Regions from separate parts of the Homo sapiens genome. Here regions 1 and 2 are each linked to region 3. A link is a loop called in an ENCODE intact Hi-C map of the cell type or tissue named here. Cell type or tissue: A673. All regions are shown on one strand.

Region 1 (8,000 bases), 730 kb after region 3:
CTTCTGGGTTAAGATAACAGTTCTCAGTGTTTTTAGAGTTCTAGTCCATTCATTCGTTTGAGACTAGGACTTTAATGGGTCTGGGTGCTCTAGGTGGAAACATTAGCCTGCCTACTAGCTTCCTTTCTAATCATAATTGCTCCATGTACCAATCTAGCTATCTTCCTTACAAATTAGATCTGCTTCTGTTTACTATGGCTTATTTTGTAGATGAAATTATTGGAATCATTATGCTATTCTTGGCTCTAACACTATGTTTTACTCTGTATCTCAATTGGAAATTTGAAGACCTGAGGCCTCTTTCTCTTTTAATACAATGCAAAATTTCTGGTTAAGAAGATTTCTTTGGATAAAGGGGACAGTTGGAAAGCCTTAATTTTTAAAAATGATATATCAACGTATGTAGTCAAATATTTAAAGAGTAGATGTGGCTTCAAATGTAGCTGGATAAAGGGAGTTGAAAAACTTAGTTCTGGATTTGTTACAGCCTCTCCATTTCTTAGCTCCATGTCTCCTTTGTTGACAGGCTTTCCTTTTGAGATCGCAAGAAGCCTGCCAGAAGCACTCAGGGCTATGTGCTTCCAAGTTCAGCCCCAGTGGGAAATAGTAGAACTTTTCTCAGCTTGCTGCCTTGAAGACCCTGGGATTAATTCTCTTTGGAGGACATGTGTCATGTTCTAAGAAAGGAACTCTATTTGGCATATCAGCCCACATTCTTCTGCTTTCACCTTTCATCATTTGCTTTTTTTTTTTCTTTTTTTACAGTAGAGGCTGAAAAACCATATTTTGTATTTACTAGATGTGTTGGCTATATAGAACTGGCACTCAGCATTTATTCTTATTTTCTTCTATTCTTTTTAAAAAATCCATAGACTGACAAAGTAAAAACTACATTTCTAATTCCTTCACAGCTTGATTTTTAAATGCAAATTAGACTTTTGCCAATTACATGCACCTACCTAACATTTGGAAGGCAGAAGTAAGTTGGAGGTGATTTTCCTGCTGCTCTAGGCTGTTTTGTGGACTCATATGTCCCCCCGCTGCAGTATGCTTGTTTTAAGTATCCTGCCTTGGAGCTATCACTGAGAATTTGCAACAAGAAGCAATGGTCAGACTCCACAGTCTGAGGCCCCATATAACCAACTTTCTAGATGGAAGAAGGCAATTGTGATGAGAGTTATGGTGGTAGTTGTTTTTCTAATCCTGGCTTCCCGACTCCTGCTTTACAAACCTACCTACAACCAGGGTGATCTTTGCTTTAAACTTACAGCTCCAGCAGACATATCTAAGTTCTGCATAGAACATTATATAATCTGTATAGACACAGGTAAGAGCAAACAAATGGGCCAAAAAATGACCATACAGAAGAAGGGCAGCTTTTTCTCACATAGCATAGTGACTAAGTATACAGGCTTAGCAATGCATATTAAAGTTCAAATTCTAGGTCTACCGTTAAGTTGTATAAATGTAGACAAGTTGTGAAAAAACTTATCAATTTTAATTTTCTTTTCTGAAAAATTAGCATAACATGAGGTTTGAAAGCTGTATAAAAGTTTACATAAAACAATGTATGCAATATTTTGCCCTCTCCATCCACTGAAAAACACCCACTAGCATCCTCTTATCTGACTTCCTCAATGCTTTCTCACCTGTGGTCAGTTAACACAAGGTACTGATCTTCAGCTACAAGGCAGGGCTTCCTCTTGTCATTTTCTGTTTCCCTACCCACTTTATGGTGGTTCTCCTTCCTCTTTAGCCCTATATGGCCGCCGTTCCAAGGTCTAGAGGCTCATTTTGATTGTGGTTTTCTTGTAAATGCTTCATGAAATCAGAATACCTTTCTTTTAAAGTAACATTTTCAGGAATATAATCACTACGAGGTGTTCAGTCCATAATTTGGACAGTCATAGAATTTGGAGCTATTCTTGCCCTTCAGGGAATGGTGTGCTATTATCAAAGCAGGTAATTTTCAAAGGGAGAAACCTTCATAACCTGAAGATTTAAGAGCACCCTGGCTTGTTGTTTCTGAGGATAATTCTTTTCTGATCAGCTCCTCTCTAGCCTTTAGCTTTGAGTGAGGCAATCACACTTTGTTGCCTTTATTCATTTGGAAGGTTCTTCCTATTTCAATTTATGTGAACCCATTTAAACAACAGTAAAAATGGAAACTCATCCAAATAAATTTAATTCCAATTACTCTGACTCTTTTGCATCTTCTGGCTGTAATTTAAAGCATTTTTCCAAACAGGCATATTTAAAAGGTGATAATTCACTTGACAGCTGGAGAAACTAGGATCATTAAAAGGAAACATAATTAACATTATTTCCAATTCAACCTATCTTTTCTCTGTGTTTTCAGAATACTAGCACTGTTGTTGGCTGTTTTGTAGGATCCTTTTCTTGCTGCATAACAAAGGATTCAATTTGTTCATTTAGTCAATGAACAGTTACTGAGCATCTGCTATCTTTCAGGCCCATGCTAAGTCTTGGTGACAGAAATATTGAAAAGATATGGTCTCACCTCCCATCTCTCTTTATGTAATCAGATTTGATGTAAGAAAACAAAAGGAAGGAATGAAATGAGAAAAGGAAGTTATACAATGAGAAGAAAAGGAAAGGAAAGATGGCAAAATAATACAAATGAAATCAACGGGGTTTGGAGATGCAGAGGGGAAAAAATGAGAAGAGATGAAGGAGAAAAAAGGCAAGTACAAGAATGGGAGCAGAAAAAGACATAAAAATTTAGAAATATGGTAGTATTGAAATTTATATACTGCTATGCTCATATGCATGCATATAATTTTATGTATTTTCTAGAACTCAAATAACTTGGTAAAAAGCCCTCTCTTCAGTTCCACTGATGTCAGCAAAAACATTTAATCTTGCCACTTATCAGATTTTCTGTCTCTTCCAGTTTAAGTCAAAGACTTTCCCCAGGTTAATGCTGGCTATTTGTAACTTTTTTTTTTTAACTTCCCTCCTCCTTTTTCTTCTCCCAGAGTGTTATGTGGGATACTTACGTGACATTGCAGATGCAGATCTCTCATCTGAACCCTGTTTCTGGGTACTTGCTGTTCCTGCTGGTGATAGAAGTGATCTTTCATGTATCAGTAATGGCCTCTGGCCTTGAAGTCCTCTGTGGCAGACAGAACAGTGGCCTTTTGAAGATGTCCATGTCTATTCCCTAGAAACTGTGATTACAGTACATTACATGGCAAACGGGAATTAAGGTTGCAAATGGAATCAAGGCTGCTAATCAGTTGACCTTGAGATGGGAAGATTATCATGGAGTATCAAGATGGTCCTAATATAATCATAAGCATCCTTAAAAGTGGAAGAAGAAGACAGAAGGGAGAGTCTAAGATGTGATTATATAAGGATGGCAAGAGTAATGTCATGTTGCTGGCTTTAAAGATGTTAGAAGGAGGCCACTAATCAAGAAATGTGGTAGGGATACTGAAAAGGGTAAGAACACAGATGTGTTCTTAGAGGAAGAAGTACAGTCTTATGAATGTCTTGATTTTAGCCCCATAAGACTATTGTCACCTGCATAACCACTCATTGGGGTGCATAGGAAGTCTTGGGTGTTGTGTACACATGAGGAACTAGGAAATAAACTTCAACCCTCTTTCAGCCCAAACAAGTCATTGCACCATTTCAACTTTCCAGGGGTCAGTCTATGTGGGTATAGAACTCCTGAAAAGTGTTCCCCAGAGGATTCCAAAAGGAAAGAAGGCAGAATCCTCCCTCTTGTTGTAGGCTGTATCTTTAAGTAAGGCTTAATGAAGCCCTGCCCCTAACTCTGGAAAAGGCTGAGTTTAGCTTTTCTGGTTCCATCTCAGTGAATGTCTTAGTTCATCTTATATTGCTGTAACAGAATACCACAGACTGGGTAATTTATAAAGACTAAAAACTTATTCAGCTCACAGTTCTGGAGGCTGGGAAGTTCAAAAGCATGGTGCTGGCATCTGGCAACGGCGATCCCACGGTGGAAGACAGAAGGCGGAAGTGAGCCCATGAGACAGAGAGAGTATAAGGCGTATATTTAATTTTATAACAAACTGCTCTTATGATAACTAACCCACTCCCATGATAATGACATTAATTTATTCATGTGGGTCTATGCTCGTGACCTAATCACCTCTTAATTAGACCCCATCTTCCAACAATATAGCATGGGGATTAAATTTCCAACATGAATTTGAGGGGCACATTCAAACCACTGGAGGGAGTCAGGCAGCAACTTCACTCCACTGTGTGCCCTAAGACTCTCCAAACATTTCCACCCAAGCCCAGAAATGGCTTTTGTCTATCTTGTGTAAAGGAAATTTGCCTCGGGTCTTATCCTCCATCCTCCCTCTTCTAAAGTTCATAGTAACATGCTCCTACCTTAATTAGCTGACCTGTGTTCCTTGAAGTTTAAAAGAAAGCTTTTGAATTTTAGAAAACTAGTTTCTCAAAAGAGTCTGACTCTAACAAGCAAAAGCCTCTGCCTGCATAGTGTTGGCTTTTGAATGCATTTCAAGAGCCTGTTTTTAAAAGGAAGAGACTGAGTAACTTTCCCTTTTTCAATCTTGGTTTTCCACATCCCCTGGAGCAATAGGTGCCTCAGCTTCAAGAGGCTCTCTTGCCCTTGTATGATTTTGTACTCCCTCTTCTTTTTTTTAGAAGGTTCCCTTTACTTTTTCACAGAGCTACTTGTTCCTCAAGTTCCTCAAGACTTAGTTGATTCTTTGTGTTGTGAGGAAAGAACTTTCTGTCTCCTGCCATGACTTGAGCTGAGCCAGGAAACCCACCTGTGCAGTTTACACCTGGTACTTCCTGCAATTGTAGCACGTATTCCCTGATACTCTTAACATTCTGCTACCAGCTAATTTCCTTGCCTTTCCCATGACTCAGATTTTCTATGAAATGGACTTGTTAATGGTAAATTTCAGTCTTTATGAACAGCCCTGCAAATGCTATCACATTTATCTTCCCCACTCAGTTTAGAACTGAAATGCATGAGCATTCATAGATAATAGCAAGTGTCACACTGCTCTCCCTCCTGGCCATAAAACCTGGGCTCCAAACTTTCAACTCTACTTCTGTTCTTTCATTACAAACACTTCAGGAAAACAAACAAACAAACAAAAAAGGCTGCTAAACTGTCCCAGGTTAATAGCATGCTAGGGTTAATAGACTAATGTGACTAACTGAGCCCTCTAGTTTTTCCTGCTAGAAAGAGTTGCACAACACCATTCTCCTTTCCATTTCTTCTGCATTTCAACTGAAATAATTTTACACAGTTTTTCACCAAGGGTGCACATACACACAGATTCTCTTTCTCTCTCTCCAATGCTCATTCTTTCTTCTGTATAAACACACTCAAATATTTTCACAAACATGCACTAATTCTCAAATACTGTATTACCTACAACTTTCATTTCTTCTCTTGATCAAATATAAAAGGAAATTTGCACATGTCTCTCTATGCCTCTTTTCAAACCCCTTCTCTTTATTTAGGTTCCTCCAATTTTTTCGTTTCTTCTGCATTTCCTTCTCCTCTGACTTGACCCTGCTTCCATGTCTGAGACTCACCAAGAATAATGAGAGATGTGGACGGTTATTGTTGTATTGCAGGTGTAAATGATTGGAAACAGACATTTGAGAACAGCAGCTATGTATGCTGGACTTTACCCTAGGGCTTGAGGAGGTTCTATAAATAGGATTTGAAGGAGGAAATTGTTCAGATTTGAGTTTTATGAAATCATTTTGACAGTTGGTTGGGTCATGAACTAGAGGGAGGGATATTATTGGAATCAAGGACACAAAGCTTGAGACAAGAATCACAGAGACTTATCTCAAGTGTGGACAGTGGCTGTGGAAAGGAGAGAAAGGTTTGAGACTGAGTTAGGGGATACAATGGACATAATTATTTCCTTTCCATAATGGTGACAAAATGAGACACAGTGTGTAAGCGTGGACTGTATGTAATTTTAACTATGAGAAAGTCTTCATTAAGTGTTACGTGTTCCAAGAAGCAGTTGGCTTCCTAGAACAATAGCCGGCAAGGCTAAAAATTAGATTTTTGTACTTGACAAATTCATAAAAGAGAAATGATGGATTGTGAATTTGGATTTTCAATGCATCTGTGAACAATTTTCTTTTCCTTTTTTTTTTTTAACGTCTGACTAAAATTATTCATTATTCTGAAGATGAAAAACATCTTGTCAGCGTGTGGAGGAAAATTACCTCCCAGAGAATTCTGGAACATTCTTAAGAAATTTTCTTAAGATCAACTCCATATGCACTATAACTTCATGTGATGGAAGAGCACAGTACAGGAGAAAAGTAGAGGTCATGTTATTTAAGAGTCATAGAAACAATGGCTGACATGACAATTCCCATTGAGCTAACAGGTGAATATTTTTTAACTTCAGCTGCTGGATCCACAGAGGTGTTTTACTAGGAAACCAGAAGCAGGTATTTTACCTCCTAAATAATAAAGTAGAAACTTTAAAAGCAGCCTTCTGCCTGGATGATGACTTTGCTCTGCATATAACAAGAAAGAACTCTAGGTTCACACTTACGATCTGGGATAGGACAGTTTCAGAGGAGATTTAGCTAAGGAGATCTCTGTCTTCCAAACCTCTCTGTCTTGCACAGGTTTATGTAATAACAATGATTAATAAAAATAGTAGATTCTGAATTTTGTTTTGGAATAAAATTAATAAGGCTGCGTGCTTCTGAGAGAGAAATTTGTAAAGTGGCAGACAGGGACATCAAGAACTCTAATTACCACATGCCCTAGAACCCATCTGAGGAGAAAAGATACAGTCTCAGACAAGATAGTTCCTCCTCGAGATGCCTGATTAATGTCCCCTGACTAATCTTCCCCAGTGCCCAAGTGAGAAAGGGTTAGAAGTTAACCAGTCTTCCCTATTATAGTCACACATGTGCCTCATATTATTATTAAACATGTGAGATATGTTATTTTAGATATGTGGGATTAAGGGAACTATATTTATATCTATACATTATTAATATTGGCTTAAGTGTATGTATTTTAAAGTAGAATGTTAGCACATGCCCATTAGCTGTAGTAGGCTACAGTATGCTTGCTTTGGGCAGCAAGAGCCAATTGCACACCTCTCTACTCAACTTCCAGTTAGGTGAAGCCAAACTGGTAACTTGAAATTGGCCATGAAGGGAGTATTTCACCGCTGAATTCTGCAAATGAATCAAGGCTAATATATACATATATGTGTGTGTGTGTGTATATATATATATGTATATATACATGCGTGTGTATATATATATGTATATATATGTGTGTGTATATATATGTGTGTGTGTAGATATATATATACATATATATACATATATACACATATATATACATATATATACACATATATATACATATATATATATGTATATATACACATATATATATATGTATATATATACATATATATATACATATATATACACATATATATACGTATATATATACATATATATATACACATATATACGTATATATATACATATATATATACACATATATATATACATATATATATATATATATTTGAGTTTCAGTCATTAAACACTTACCAGTACATCACTGCATGCTGATGTTTCTCAACATAATATCTCTGAATCCCTTTCACCCAGCACAAAGCCTGGTCTAACATGTGTGATACATGTCTGTTAAATGAATGCACAGAGAAAGAGGAGAGCTCTTTGGAAGAACAAGAAGAGAGTCTTCAAGACAAAGTTTTAAGCAGAGAAACTTGAGTTTTGAGGCATGTGTAGGAAAAAAAAGGTATGCCTGGGAACAGATAGTGAGAAGGTCTTTCAGAGAGATAGGAGGCTCAGGAAAGTGAAAAATATGAGGAATTAGAAGAATTATTACAGAGTTGAAAATGAGGTGAAAACAGATTTGAACAATGGCAGAAGATTAAGACCCAAGGTTTGATGACAGATGGATCTGAAAAAGCCATCACTGATAA
Region 2 (8,000 bases), 1.5 Mb after region 3:
AGGGGCAACTCACTTTCTTCAGAGAGTCTGTGGGTCCTCTTGGGATTGCTAGTTTGTTCTTGCAGTGGATCTGCAGCTAAAATTCACAGTGTAAGCCTCCGCATGCTGCTCTGTCCAGAGCTGGAATCTAGTCCTGCCTCCCGTCCACCATCTCTCCATGGTATCTTCCCACATGTATGCTGTTTTGCACACCTTTGCTCAGAGTTCCCTCTCTAGTGAATGTTTAACCCTCTCTCCCCTGCTGAGGTTCTAACTTCCCATCAAGGGCTCCCTTATGTACAAAACCCTTCATGAAGCATCCCCTATGGGCCCCAGTGTTTCCAGATTATTACCACTTTCTGATCCTATACTGCCATCTGGACCACACATTTGATTCTAAGCCGGGGATGCCCTACTCATCTTTTTATGAAGAAATCTAGTCTCAGCTACTAGCTTATACATTCAGTGGATCTTAGGATCAACTATGCCCAGACATCTCTAATGTTCTAGACAAGTCTGAATTCTAAATATTTTGCTTGTTGGCAAGAGCATAAACCCTGATTTTAGCTTCAGAACATAAAGTAGATGAAGACTAATAGAACTTTTCTCCAGTGCCTAGTTCAAGGGTATGTAATAAAGACTTTTCGGGCCGGGCACTGTGGCTCATGCCTATAATACCAGCACTTTGGGGGGCCGAGGCCGGTGGATCACGAGGTCAGGAGATCGAGACCATCCTGGTCAACATGGTGAAACCCCATCTCTACTAAAAATACAGAAATTAGCTAGGTGTGGTGGCGGGTGCCTGTAGTCCCAGCTACTCAGGAGGCTGAGGCAGGAGAATCGCTTGAACCCAGGAGGCGGAGTTTGCAGTGAGCCGAGATCCTGCCACTGCACTTCAGCCTGGGCAACAGAGCAAGACTCTGTCTCAAAAAAAAAAAAAAAAAAAAAAAAAAAGAAAGGCTTTTCAAGTCTGACTAGGTCTTTCTGTAGCTACATGGCCATACCTGAGACTCATTTCATCTGTCAGCTTGTTTTTTTAACATGGTGGATCAGGGTTAGATGAGTGGTTGTCTGAGTCTAAACCTGGGAATTCTAATGTGCTAGAGACGTGATCTTCAGGAGTGTTCTGGGGACAGGGAAAGGAAGGAGGAGGGCCAGGCAGGTAGGATCCCTCATCTTCCAGCTCTTCCTACCTTCTTCAGAAACACTTTTCATGGATCTAATTCACAAGTTTATGTTTCTGCCGACAGTTTCATTTCTACGGAACATTCTCCATGGCTTTAAAAGATTTCAAAGTTGCTGGAATGGATGATTTCTAAAGTCTATTGCAGTTTTTCTATTTTTTTTTTATCTGTTGCTGAGGATGGAGGAGAATGAGGGCTAACATGTACTGAGTCCTCACTGTGTGCCAAACACTGTGCAGAGTGCAGCCACTCTGATAATCCCCATTTTATATATAAGGACAAGGGCTTACAGTAAAGACATAAGATCAGTTAGTGATTAATAAGGTTGAGATGTGAGTTGAAGTTGATGGGGCTTAACTACTATACTGCCTGCCATTTTTAGTTGTCTATGGAGAAAGGTTAGGAGCTGGAACATAGTCCCCTTTGCCTGCTTTGTGAGGAGAAGATGGTGCAAATGACAAAGCAGGACATTTGCACTTGCAGAAGTGTTTGATGAAGGTGGGTCAGCCACATGGTCAACCTTAATCTCATCTATAGAAATGAATAGCTTGAATAGCTGTAGTATCCATGACTGGTGAATGCTCTTATCTTTGACAGTATTGCTTGAAATCTGGAAGAAAACTGGACTAGCAGGGATTTAACTAGACCTGATCTTCCAAGAGGTTCACATTTTTGACAATATTGCTGACCTCTTCAGCAAGACACAACATGGCTCAGAACTCAGGGTGTTGAATTCAGCCCAAAAGCACCTTCTCTAAGGTAGCCTACAAGTCCAGATACACAAGGCAGGTGTCTCAAGCTAGTGAATATCTTATATATAACTACAAAAATCTTAAGACTTCACTGACACAAAGACACAACACAGTCTCTTAAATTAAAGAAAAAAAAAATGAGTCAAGGGAACTGCCAATTTCAATTCAGAGAGAGCAGGGTATTGCCTGAGAGTGGTTCCAAGACAAGCAAGATTTAGCCACAGCCAGACCATTTGCCTGTGAACCTTAATCAGGAACTGAATCATACCATAAAATCTGTAAATTCCTTGTATCTGGTGCCACCAAGATGTCTGAGAGGGGCTGGTCCAACCACCCAATCAACCCATCAGAAGATTTTTCCCCTCTGCTGACAGGGGTTCTCTGTGTATAGCTTGACTGGGAACCAGGCTAGGATTCAGCATAAGCTGCTCTGTAAAGCTGATTTTTTCCGGGAGCCACAGTATAATTTCACTAAGAAGTTGCAAGCGTGGTTTTGAAATTCTTCATATTGTCACAGAAATTATAACTGCACTTAAGTCCAGTGAATTGTGTGTGTGGCAGGGGGTGGGGGAAGGAGGGTTTGTTGTTTGGTTTTGTTTTTAAACTGGGACAGAGGAATTGAGTTAAGGGGGGAAATTAGGCCTTTACTAAAGGGAAAACACACATACATACAATAGAGCATTTCAGAGGATGCATACAGTAAATTATACTGCTCAAAAAAGAGAAATAGCATTTCTCTCCTGTCTTTTTTCATTTCCCACCTCCTCCTGCTTATTCTTCAAGAGTCATCTTTCTTCCCCAACACACTCACAAAAGGCCTCCTTTATTACCTTTTGTTATGTTACCTCCTGATGTGGGAGTGGTGTGATAATGGGGTCTCCCAAGCTGAGTCCTTGAGGATAGATAATCACTCTTTGTTAGCGGGCATTCCACCTTTCTTCTGAGGCTTTCAAAGGCTTAAAATAAGGCTCCACCAAATAGGTATGGCAGATGTTATTAAACTTCTATTTTTCTGGGTAAAAAACTGAAGTAAGTGGCAACTAGTGAAAGAGCCATGGCTTCTATTTTACTCATTTTGAAAGCCAAGCTTGAGGAGTTGTCATTATGTATATTTAAAAATAAAAAGAGGAGAAAAGAGTTCTCAAATAGTCTCCAAAGAATACACAGTGATGAAAGAAAGAAAGAGACAGAAAGAGAGAAAGAAGGAAAAGATGACAGAAGGAAGGAGAAGGAAGGAAGGAAGGAAGGAGAAAGGGAAAGGGAAGGAAAGGAAAAGAAAGGAAAGGAAAGGGAGAAAGAAAGAAGAAAGAAAGGAAAGAAGGAAAGAAAGAGAGAGAAAGAAAGAAAGAGAGAAGAAAGAGAAAGAAAGAAAGAAAGAAAAAGAAAGAAAGAAAGCTGCAAAAATAAAGCTGAAGTGAAATCATTTGCTGTGGTATAAACTCACCGACCCAGGTTTTCTCCCACAATATCTGGAGTTTGCAAAAGAATATTAAAAAAAAATAGATGGGGCCCCATCTTCTGGCAGTCTGAAGCAATAGCGGTAGCAATCTGATCTTTCAGATACAGTCTGTTTTGTTTGGTTTTATATTTTAAGGTGCTCTTCAAGGTTTGTACTTCCTTAAGGTGATTGCCATCTGAAGACAACTATTTCCTTATCAGCATTTCTATTCCCAAAGGCAGAAACCAGTTGGGTGAGGGTCAAAAAAGCTTTGGGATCTAACACCAAGCCCATCACAGGTCTGGCTGTGGACAGGTCAGGCATTGGTGTGGGAGTCTGTGCATGGGCAGTTGCCTTCTGTACAGAGAAGTAGACAATACCCTTTGGATTTGCTGACTGAAACAGACTCCATGGGCCTGAATGTTCTATAAAGGTATTTTGCCAGCTGATGCTGGTGACAACCTCCACCCTACAACTCCAGAATAACTGGACAGTTCCTCGAGTTCGGCAAGAATGATGGATGATGTGCACAAGCCACATCTTATCTGCTTCTCAGCAATGATTAATTGTTCCCCAAGACAAAAGCTCAAAGAGTCAAGATTCACTCAGGGCTCAATTTTGACCATGAATTCTGTGGTTGTTTGTGTGGGTTGTTAAGGATTAGAGGACAGACTGGGGTGAGAGGAAGGCATGGTAATGCATTGTTTCCTCAGATAAAGCTAAAAGAGATAATCAGCTGGCTGAGTCTAAGGTTTGGATAAGCTCATCTGCTTAGTTATCTTCCTCCGAGGGATCAGTGTCCACCGAGGTTGCCTGACTGTAGACCCTGTAGTGTGATGAACCCAGAATTTCCAAAGCCTTCCCAGCTGGGGTAGATTTGGACTAGGGGCTATGCAAAAAAGCATGTTCCCTCTCCCACAATTGCGAATGAGGCTTCCCAACATCCCATGGAAATGGTGACATGTGTAGAGGTCAGATCATAGTGATATCATAAAACTTGAAACAGGATGGTAGAACAGGTTATTAACTACCTATATAGACCATAAAACATAGGGCATGGGCTTGTTTGTTCTCAAGCCAGGTAAACATCTCCAATTTCATGTCAAAGTATAAATTAAAAACAAGAGCACCTATCTATGACATCTGCTGAAACAACGACCACCATCCCTCTAGACCGTGCTGGGCCAGCTCTCTCCTGTCTCCTCCATCTTGATCAGCTTTGTAATGAGGAACACAGTAGTACATTAGCCTCAACATAATCATATGACAACAATAATACAGCAATAACTAATCTAAACTGTGCTCTTACTATATGCTACGTGCAATAGGGAACACTTGGCATGAATTGCCTCCTTGAATTTTTAAAACAGAACAGTGAGAGGTATTTTTATTATTCCCTTTTTATGGATGAGAAAAGGGAAGATTCGTGAGGGCAAGGACACACCAAAGACATTCTAGCTTTTTTTCACTTATTCATTAATTCACAGTTCATCACAGTTTTTCTTGAGCTCTAATTACGTCAGGCCATATTTGAGACAGTAGGACACAGCAGTGAACAGAACAGGTAGGTTCTTGCCTTCATGGAGTCTGCATCAGCAGATGATAAACAAATATGTCATGCTATGGACTAAATTATCTTCCCCCAAAATTCTTATGTGGAAGCTATAACCCTCAGAGTGACTGTATTTGGATAAGGCCTTTAGGAGGCAATTAAGGTAAATGAAATCACAAGGGTGGAACCCTCATTTGATAGAACTAAGGTCTTTATGAGAAGAGGAACTCAGAACATGCACTCAGAGGAAATGTTATGTGAGGACTGCTGCGAGAAGGTGGCCATGTACAAGTCAGAAAGACAGCTCTCACCAGGAGTCAAACTCTACTGGATCTTGATCTGGAATTTCCAACCTCCAGAACTGTGAGAAATAAATGTCTGTTGTTTAAATCACTGTTTGTGGTATTTTGTTATGACAGTCCAAGCTGACTAATGCATGTCATATGTCAAGTGATGATAAGTGCTGTGCAGTTTGCTATTTTGTATTTCAATGCTAGGGATTACTGTTTTATATACGGGCTAGGTATCTCCTCTCTGATAAGGAGTTTTAAGGGAAGAAAGACAAAGAACGTGGTGAAGCAATTCCATGGGTACCTGGAGAAGGACTGATCCAGGAAGAGAGCATGGACATGGAGGGTGTTCGGAATTTCTGAGGACCAGCAAGAGGGACAGATTGACTAGAACAGAATAAATGAAGGAGAAATATTAGGAGATGGGAATGGGCAGGGATTCAAACCCAGGCATCCTACTACAGAGCCTTGTTCTTAAATAATTCACACAGCATAGATGCCTGACTTTGATTATTTCCATTTCCTTGGTAAGTTTTTGTCCATCCCTTCATTTATAGTTCTTTTGATTCATTCATTTAAAGAGTGTCTCTCATATATGGTATTGAGTTGGGTTTTGCTTTATAAACCAATTTGAAATGCTGCATACTTAAAAAATAGATATGCTAAATCCCTTCATGTTTATTGATAGGACTGACTGGTTTGGTCTCAATTTTGACTATTTTATGTTTTGATACATGTGTACATTTCATTACATTTACTGTGTTTCTTCTCTATTTGATGTGTTCTCCTTTTTTTACTTTTGGTTTTCACAAAAATTTTCTTTTTAGCATAGTGTTTTTATTGGTATCAATACTTTTTATATTCTACTAATTCTCTATTTTCCTACTTACCCTTCTTTATTATCTTTTCAGTTCAAAAAAATTCTTCTACTTACACCTAAATGATTTATTCTGCTTTTTACTATTTCTCTGTCTTCTCCTCCTATTTTAATATTGTTACTTATTTTATAATTTTTTATTTAAAGATAATTCTAGATTCACAGAGGTTGCAAAGATGGGACAGAGTGGTCCTATGTACACTTCAGTTTCCCACAATAGTTACAGATGACAAAATTGTATAGTATAGTATCAAACCAGAAATTGACATTGGTATAACATGTTTATATAATTCTATGTTGTCTTATCACAATGGCAGATTTGTGTAACCACCACTGTGATCAAAACACAGACATTCCATTACCACAGAGATCTCCCTTGGGCTACTTCTGTATTGCCACCTCTACTCCCATCCCTCCCTAAATCCCAAAACACTGGCCATCAGTAATTTGTCCTCCATCTATAGTTTGCCATTTTGAAGGTGTTGCCTTCAATTATTGATGTAATAAAGCTGAAGTCTGCCATATTGTTTTTTGTTCTCTGCTTATTTCTTCTGTTTTCCAGCTTTGCTTTTTCTGCCTTCCTGTAGGTTACTTGAACTTTTTTTAGAATTCTGTTTTGATTTATCTCTAGTGCTGGCATGTTTCGGTGCACCTTTCCAATTCAGGGCCTTTTGTCAGTCTCTAGAAGTCTATTTTCTTCTCTTCACCTTTCCAAGCCTTCTTATGTTCATTTTACATGTAATGTTCAGATTTTTAGCTTCACACAGTGGTAGAAATATAGGAAAATGTGTCCTCTTCACTTTTGTAGAAGTTGAAGTCTCCTCTCATTTTTAAAGTTGTGTTCGTTCTTATTTGTGAGAACATGTAATGTCTACATATTATTTTTTATTAGTACTTTTGGCAAAGCTTTCCCAGACATCTTTTGGTTGATTGAAGCTCATTCCCTAACAGAGAATGCAACTCTGCTATTGCCTTGCTTTTCATGTTGTTTTAAAGAAGTCTGATGACAAACTAATTATCTTGCCTTTCTAAGTTATTCTATCTTTGTGCCTGGAGGACTTGAGGATTTTTTCTTTTCCTTTAATGTCTATTGATTTTACTAGACCATGTCCCAGAATCAATTACTCCATTTTTTCCTAGTTCCCTTTAGGCCCTGTCTATGTGTAAATTCAGTTTTCCTTTTAGTTCTGGAACTTTTCTGGAATTTCACTTTTTAAAATATTAGTTCTATTTATTTTCTTATTTGGGGATGCCAATCATAGGTATGTTAGACACCCTTTTCCAATTTTATGTCATTTCAACCAGTTTCCCTCTGACCTTTTTTACTTTGTTCTTCATGTCATCATTATTTTGATTGGTGATCTATTTTTGTCAACATTCTTTCCATTTTATTTGATTCTATCCTCCTCTTCAGTCTTCATTACTGATGAACTTTTATCTTTTGCCCTATTTCTTTCCCAAGTCCCTTCCCAATTCATTTTCACTCATTTTATTATTTTCTGGGTTTTAAAAAATTGTTTGCATTCTTTTAATTTTTTAAAAATCAACACAGTTATTGCACATATTCATGGGATGCACAGTGATATTTTGATACACATAAAGTATAGTGATCAGATCAGGGAAGCTGGGTGGCACCCACCTGCAGTCCCAGCTACTTAGGAGGATGAGCAGCAGAATCACTTGAGCCCAGGACTCTGAGTTCAGCCTAAGCAACATAGCAAGACCCTATCTTTATTAAAAATTATTTTGAAAACCTACTCTTTGGGGTTCTTTCTGGGTAGTTGTTGTGTGTGCTTTTTTGGGGGTCTATTTCTGTTCCTAGTTTTCATATTTCTGATTCAATGTGTTTTTTCATATCTGTAAATTGATTCACTTTGGAGTGTTCCTTTACACTTGTTTTAGAGTTTTCTTCTGATTTTTGGCTAAAT
Region 3 (8,000 bases):
GGTGTGGTGCCACCCCTACAAAAACCCTGATTCTAACTCAGCTCTCTCATTTTACAGTTGAAGGAATCATCCCTTTGGGGAGGGAAGAATTACTCTCTGGAAAACATAGGGATTTAAACATAAAGACTGGACCAGGACCGCAGACTTCTGACTTCTTAGGCTAAATCCCAGTTGTATCCACCATAGCAATTGAAGCCAAGGATTAGAGTCAAGTAGGCTTGGGATCAAATCCTGGCTCTGACCTTGGGAAAACTGCTTCATCTTTTCGAGCCTCTGTTTCATCATTTGCATAAATGAGATTAAAAATAGCATTTACCTTAAAGAATTGTTATGAGGACTAAGAGAGGTTATGACTTTGAATTCTTGGCACATAGTGAACTCTTAATTAATGGTAGCAATTATCACACTGCTATTCCTCCCTTTAAAGCTCATTCATTTAAGTGCCAACAGAAATTGTCATATCCTAGAGAACTTCTATACTGGAACTTTTTCCTCTGTAGAGAAATACTTGTTTATCATTTGTTTCCAATACTTCAAATCATTCCTTTTCAGGTCAAGGCCTCCTTCTAATCTCTCCATTTTCCTCCAAGATGGCCTGGGCCAAATTTAAGGGAAAAATGTCTTGAGCAGAGTAGCTTGGAGCATTCTCATACCTTGACTCTTACTTAAAGAAAGGAAGAAGAAACTTTGGGGCTTTGATTTGGTTTGAAAAGGAGGAAGGGAGGTGATATTGAGCACTTATTTTGAGCACTTATTTTGTACCAAGTGCATAGCAGGTGGTCTATTTTGTTTCATTCTCTCAAGAATAGTCCCTGTGAGGTGGACTGTTTATTATCACCTCCATCTTGCAGATGAGAAAGTGGAGACTCTAAGCTGATAAAACCCTTTCTTGAGGTCATACAGAGCCAAGATTAAAATATTAACAAAAAATAAAATTCTAGAGCCCCTCCAAGCATCTGAATGGACCCCTTCTTGGCCAGGGCACTCCAAAGTTAACCTGAAAAACTGGTTCAGGCCATGACGGGAAGGGGTGTCAGACATGTCTCGTTATACCCTACTCTCTTTAGGAATTCAGGAAACGTGGCCAGCATTTAACATCAACACAGACCTTAAGTCTGATAAGAAACATTTACATTCTATTCTCTCTGAAGCCTGCTACCTGGAGGCTTCATCTGCGTGATAAAACCTTGGTTTCCACAACTTCTTATTGTAACCGAGACATTTCTTTCTAGAGATAGTAACTCTTTCAACCAATTGACAAATCAGACAAATTTTAAATCTACCTACAACTGGAAGCAGACCTCCCCACTTTCCCTTTTCTGGACTGAAACAATGTATGTCTTAAATGTATTTAATTGAAGTCTCACGTCTCCCTAAAATGTATACATCTAGGTGACGCCCCAATCACCTTGGGGTCATGTTCTCAGGATCTCCTGAAGGTTATGTCATGGGCCATTAGTGACTCATATTTGGCTCAGAATAAATCTCTTTAAATATTTTAGAGTCTGACTCTTTTTGTCAACAAAAATCACATCTCTGTCTGACATTGTCGTGATTTGGGTTCTTTCAAAAGCAGATCCTGAGACAAGGGTTTGAGTGCAAGTGGGACTTTGGAGGTGTATTTATCTTTTTAAAAAATTTTTTTTTGTGCCTCTCAGCTCTGAATGGACCCTTTATTAATTTATGCTCTGGGACTAACGAAGGCGTGCCTTTGAGCCCGTCTCCTTTAAGTGCGCGCGATGCTAGGCTTCCTCAGTAGAGGGCGCCGGAGGACACCGCAGCTGGAGGAGGGTTTCCGCCGGTTGTGCGGGGACCGCGGCTCAGTAGTGTGGGTGGACGAGGACAGCGGGTGGAACTGGTCCTTCTGTGACTTTGCAGCCCCGGCTTGGTGATAATTTTTGTGCAGGCTTCTTGACATGGAAAGCAGAGCTCCCCAGCACAGAGTGAGCCTCCGAAGGGCTCCTGCCCTTACCGGTGCCCTACCCTCCCTTTCCCTGCTTGCTACACTTGGGTCCGGGACTCAGCCTCCCTTTGCAAGCTTCTGCTCGGCCTGTGTGCAGCTGCACTTAGCTGGCAGGGTCAGGCGTTGAGTAGCCGCTCCGCTCCTTCTGCAGCCTCCTGCAGCCCCCGCCAGCTCCCGGGCTCCATCCCTCACCATCAGTTGCTGATTGGCGCCCCCTGCGTGCACAACGGAGGCTGGCTGCACCTGGAGGTTCCCAGCAATTCCAGGCCGGCTCCAGCCTAGCCAAAGCAGCTAACTTCTCTGCTGTCTCGTGGGCTGAACCTCACCGTTTCCCAAGAGGTCTGAATCCTTCTCAAGTTCGTCTTTTCCTAAGTTCTCCCTCGTAGCTCTAGGTTGCTTTGTAGAGTTTCCTTATATCTATACTCTTCATTGTAGTTAATGACTCTGTGTTACACTTGTCCTGTTGAACTTACTGTGTAGTTTCTGTCTCTTGACTGGATCAAGGCTCTCACAGGAGTCAATCCCAGAAAAATGATGAGACAGTAGGGAAGAGAGAAAAGCCAATAAACAGCATGTTAATGAGTAGGTCCCACCTGGGGCTCAGTCGCACTGGTGTCCCTCTGAGAGTATGGGCACCACACACTTTGGCATTGCCCCAGCAAGGCAAGGGGCAAGCAAGGGAGCTGGGTGTTTATCTCCCAGGCATTGCTTGAGGCTTGCTCTTGGGAATGGTAGCTCCCTGGAACTTCTGTCCAGCCTGCATATCTGGACTGTGCAGGGGATACTTCTATGGCCAGAAAAAGCCCTTGGGCAGAGAGAAGCAGGTTCTTGATGCTGAGATGTCTGCGTGCTTGGGAGTTGACCACTGCAGCTGCAGGTGACCTCTGGGGTGGGCCAAGGGGATGTAGGTGGGCAGTGATACATCTGCTACAGACATGTTGCAGGATGCAGGGCAGCAGAAGGAAACTGATCAGCTGGCTGCCAATGAATGGCCCAGACTGATTCAAGGGTAAATTTGCTGGAAGAAGTCCGTTGCAGAAGATCAGATGCTTTCCTGACTGGTGTAATTTAATTGTATGGTCAGTGTTTGCTATGGATAATTGGATTTTTCTTTGACCTTCACAATCTTGCTGGCTCTCTGTCCACACTGAAAGACACTTTTCTAACTCTCTCAAATGCAATAAGACTAACCTTGGCTTCCATCAGGAACTCATGGGCTTGCCATTTCCAGGAGGTGCCGATGGCTGTGGTATCCAACCAGCAAACGGCAGTGGTGTTTGTATTTTCCATTTTGCCCTTTACAAGAACATTTCAGCTGAAGCAAAAGGCTTTTTCCTTTACCCTGGGTTTTTTAATAGAAATCTTGGTGGCATTAAGCACTTTTAATTCTGAGCACTAGCCTGTAAAGTTCAAAGCTCTGTTCTGCTCTTGAACACAGCGGATACCAAGGCGAGAGATTCTAATCACAAGGAATACCAGAAAAAAAAAAATAAGCAGGAGACAAGTTTATTACGAAGGGTTGTGAACAGTATTTGTGATTAATGTGGAATGAAAAAGGTTATTTCTACATTAAAATCATTCACATTTGCAATAATTTAAACAATTTATCTGGTTTCCCCAAGTGGGGATGTGTTCTTTCCACATATAACATGCTCAGTGAAGGAAGAACAAGGAAGGTTACGCTGCCCTGAAACATATCTGGGAGAGCTTTTCGGCTCTGGGAGGATCACCAAGTTATGTTGTTAAGTGACAAAAACAATATCCGGAAGAGTGTCAAACAGCTAATTATTGTGTAAGAAGGAAAAAAAGAAGACTACATTAGTCACATTTACTTATATTTATATGAAAAGCTAATAAAAGTAGCTAGGTATACGTAAGGCAGTCAGAAACAAGACTTTTCAATTATAACTTTTATATCATTTTAATTTAAAAGTTACGCTAATATATTTCCTGTTCAAGAAACAAATAACAACATGCCCAGTGGAAAGCATCATCATTGTAATAATGTCCTAAGATCATTTTTTATGACCTTTGAAGGTAACTTAGGATAGGAAAATGCATTCCATAAAATTCAGCTGCCTGCACATAGTGAATCCTTTGCAAACCCTCGGAATAGGCTGAGGGTTTTTATATGACCATGGAATTTTTTTTTTTTTTTTTGCATCTTTGCTGCTATTCGCCATCCAGGCAGCAGGGGGAGGTGTTTCTCTGTTTTTCTTTGCGCCGCCCACGCCTTCTCCCCAACTTCATATGCAAAACTGACCAAGAATTCTCTAATTCAAATCTATGCACGAAAGGCACCACATTTTCTAGATTCATGTTGTTACTCTCTCATATCCCAAATCTGGGAGACTTGGAGCTTCCAGCAGGCTGCTAATGATTTTTCAAAAGGGGCCGATTGTTGGATTTGCTGGTGTAAAGTTTGTCCTCCCTCTTCTCTGTGCCCCTCCTTGTCACTCCACTCAGCCTTTATACATCACTTGCCATAATCGAGTCATAGAAAACGAAACTTACATTATGGAAATTCACAGCCTTTTTTTTTTTTCCACTTTGTAGATGAGACTCAGGATTTAGAAGGCAAAACAAACAAACAACCAAACAAATAAAAAAGGGATTTATTTTGGACCTTCATAAATGGTGCCAAAGTAAAAACAAACAAACAAAAGGTAAAAGAGGAAGGGACTGTTAGATGAATGTTTATCTCGGCGCCTGGTACCATACCTGCCTTACACACTCACAACGCAAGGAAGGGTGTGTCACCAGAGCCATTTTGCTAAGGAGGAGATTAAAGCTCAGAGGGGCTGAGCAACTTGCCCAAATTTATGTTGCTAGAAAATGATAGAACTGGAATTGGAAGCCAGACTGTATCTAAAGTAGAAACGTTTAAATATTTTCTTCCTATACCACACAAAATAAGCAGAAGGCAGTGTCTCTCTCTCTTTTGTCCCTGTCTGCCCCCCACAGTCTCTGTACCTGTTTTCCCACAAGGGTGTACCACCTGCTCCCTACTCCACATCGCGTCTATAAAGAGAGAGAAGGAAAAAAGGAAGTCGCTTCAAGAGCTCCCCAAATGCTCAATGGAAGTTGCTCTTTGTTGTACATGGGCAGCGATTTCTTTAGAAAAAGTAGTGACGTAGACCTGCCCGAGGTCAGCGATTCCTAGAGCAGTGGACTTGGGGAAGTGCCAGGGAAGCATTATGTTGTTTAAAAAATTGTTTTGGAGCATGTGCTTGTGCGTGTGTGTGTTTCTGAGCATATCTGTTTTCTCACAGGAGCTGCCTGGCAATGGTAGCAGGTGAAGGTCATGGTGAAGAAGATGCAGATATTGGCAATTTGGAGCATTAGATGAACTAATTACAACGTTAACCTAAGGAACAGTGGTGAGACCATTTTATCCAAAGTGAAGTTCTTGAGAGAGATCTTGGGTGGCACCTAGCCTCTGTATTAGATAAAATGGACATCCCTTGGGAGAGAATGTGGCTCTTTTCTATTCTGATTAGGGCAAAAAGAGTCTCCTTTGATGCCAACATGACCTTAGTGCCTTTAAACATATACTATGCTGCCATTTCCACAGAGAGGGACAAGCAGCAGCTTGGGGTCCTTGGGCAGGCAGTGGGGCCCAGCCAAAATTTTCTTAGATTGCTTTATTTTCCTTTAATTATGATTACATGTATAGCAAATGATTATGGTTTTCTATTTGTGATAGTGATAAGGGATGCCTTTTAAATATATGTATTTAAGTAAAAAGGTTAATTTACCCAGCACTTTGGGAGGCCGAGGTGGGCAGATCACGAGGTCAGGAGATCGAGACCATCCTGGCTAACACGGTGAAACCCCATCTCTACTAAAAATAGAAAAAATTAGCCAGGCGTGGTGGCGAGCACTTGTAGTCCCAGATACTTGGGAGGCTGAGGCAGGAGAATGGCGTGAACCCAGGAGGCAGAGCTTGCAGTGAGCTGAGATCATGCCACTGCACTCCAGCCTGGGCGGCAGAGCGAGACTCTGTCTAAAAAAAAAAAAAAGTCAATTTAAAGAAAAACCAGTTAAGTGAATGATAGTAATGTGGAGATGTGAAAAAAAGGATGAAAGTGTCACTAAAATAATTCAAATATGTGGGCTGGGTGCAGCAGTTCACACCTGTAGGCCCAGCCCTTTGGGAGGCCGAGGTGGGTGAATCACTTGAGCCCAGAAGTTCGAGACCAGCCTGGGCAACAAAGTGAGACCTTCTCTGTACAAAAAAAATGAACAAAATTAGCCTAGTGTAGTGGTGAGCACATGTAGTCCCAGGTACTTGGGAGGCTGAGATGGGAAGAGCATTTGAGCCCAGGAGGTTGAGGCTTCAGTGAGCCAAGATTGTGTCACTGCACTCCAGCCTGGGAGACAGAGTGAGACGCTGTCTCAAAAAATAAGGAAGAATTGAAATATGGGGATATTATTTCATTAGTGGATTAGTTTTCAGCATGTCTTCCATTTCAGACATTTTATAATTCTAATTCCATCATTTGAGAATGATGGGAAGATTAGAATCATACAATATTAGAAAAGAAAGGGATAACTGAGTCTGCCCTCCTCATTTTACAGCTGATGAAATGGAAGCTTAGAAAGATGTGACTGGTTCAAGGTCACACAGTGTTCTGTTGGCTCACATCCCATTTGTGTGTGTGCATGGGTGTGTGCACACAGGTGTATGTGTGCATGTGTGTTGATGGGAATGGGGTAAGGGAGAGAGGAGGAAAGCAGCCTAAATATCGAGCCGCCTGGGCTTTAATGTAATTCAGGTTGTCTTGGCACCACGGAGGGAAAGCGGGAAGACAGAGGGGACATTCTTTGAACAAAATGAGAACTCCTAGATAACACGGGGGTGGGGGAATATCCTGAAAATCTAAGTTTCCTGTGCGTGCTACAGCAACAAGGGTAAGAGCTAGCTGATTTCCCCCAGTAAACACAGCAGTGGCTTTTTGCTGCAGAATGTGGCGTTAAATTCAATAGGTCAGCATTAAGCTTGAACAAAATGTGATGACTGATTAGGAAATGAATGGTAAGTCATGGACAGCAGATCCTGATTATGATGATGCTTATCAACACCTCCCTTCCCCACACTGGAACAAACAAAGCTGCACAATGTCCTTGCAGGCTGACAAAACTGGACCCACATGTGCTGGTCCTGGGACAATTGAATTATGGCTATGACAGTCATCTATGAGGAAATCAGATGTCAAAGGGAGAAAGGACCCAACGACGCTTCAGGGCCTGTGCTTCTGGGGAGGGGGTACCCCTGCCTCCTCCTCACCGTGAGGTCTGCTCTGAGACCTGCTTTCCTATTGAGATTACAAAAATGAGATGTAATCCAGGATTAAAGCTCCTCTTTTCAGATGGGTCTAGGGGCCAAATGCATGGCCCAGAGTGGAAACTTAATATGTTTTTGTGGAATGAATGACCAGAAGCCTGGATAAATCAGTGGGTCTCTCACAGTGCTTGGTGTAGAGCCAGAATTTGATAAGGGTTCATCTCCTGCTCATCCTCATCCTGTATGAATAAGTCACTCGATGTTTTCAGTGTCATTATTTCTTCATGCCTAAAATTCAGATAAGAAAGTGTTTCTTACAAATAGGTTATTGGGATATGGGACAAAATGAGTCTGCTGAGTGTGATAGTTGCCTATTCATTCACTCATTAAATCATTCATCCAACCAACTGCTATTTGTTAAGTACTTAGTAGGGATGTAACATAGACACCTCCATATAGAGGTCAGTAGTGGGGAAGTCAGATAACAATTATGTGAATAAATAGATAACCGAAATAAAACTTTTAGAATATCATACATGCTAGAATGAAATAGTAATTAGATAAAAATACTAATGGTAATAATAATGATAAAAGCTAACATTTATTAAATACTATAAGCCACACACTGTTTTAAACCTTTACCTGTATTACGCATTTAATCCTTATCAACACCCTATTCTTTCAAAAAATAATAAAGTTATTATTACATTTTATAAAGAGCTGGAAAGCAATGGGGAGCAGTTGGCATTT

The links. Peaks named below come from ENCODE experiments on the same cell type or tissue, not always from the same donor. Only the 100,000 strongest peaks of a DNase experiment are listed, where the experiment ranks them.
Region 1: a loop joins it to region 3, with 3 times the contacts of the local background. A loop is called at or near these places in 2 of 110 quality-filtered maps.
Region 2: it touches region 3 in a loop (5-fold over the local background); 28 of 110 quality-filtered maps call a loop at or near these places.

The regions. Positions count from the first base shown.
Region 1 is chr4:14,382,166-14,390,165 of GRCh38, forward strand. No RefSeq gene overlaps it. Among named protein-coding and RNA genes, the nearest start is that of LINC01085, 270 kb to the left of the region's middle. In A673, a CTCF peak has its summit at 4,195; no DNase peak of the experiment used is centred here.
Region 2 is chr4:15,159,463-15,167,462 of GRCh38, forward strand. All of the region lies in intron 2 of C1QTNF7-AS1 (C1QTNF7 antisense RNA 1), which reads right to left. Among named protein-coding and RNA genes, the nearest start is that of CPEB2, 160 kb to the left of the region's middle. RefSeq lists an enhancer at 1-142. In A673, CTCF peaks have their summits at 379 and 3,448 (motif pointing left); DNase peaks (open chromatin) are centred at 2,189 and 3,399; H3K27ac peaks cover 1,486 bases.
Region 3 is chr4:13,652,512-13,660,511 of GRCh38, forward strand. LINC01182 (long intergenic non-protein coding RNA 1182) reads left to right here and starts at 2,668. Exons shown (of 4, transcript NR_121681.1): 1 at 2,668-2,840; 2 at 5,236-5,343. RefSeq lists an enhancer at 2,193-2,242. In A673, CTCF peaks have their summits at 1,761 (motif pointing right), 2,167 and 4,158 (motif pointing right); DNase peaks (open chromatin) are centred at 1,780, 2,180 and 4,200; H3K4me3 peaks cover 1,366 bases; H3K27ac peaks cover 3,881 bases.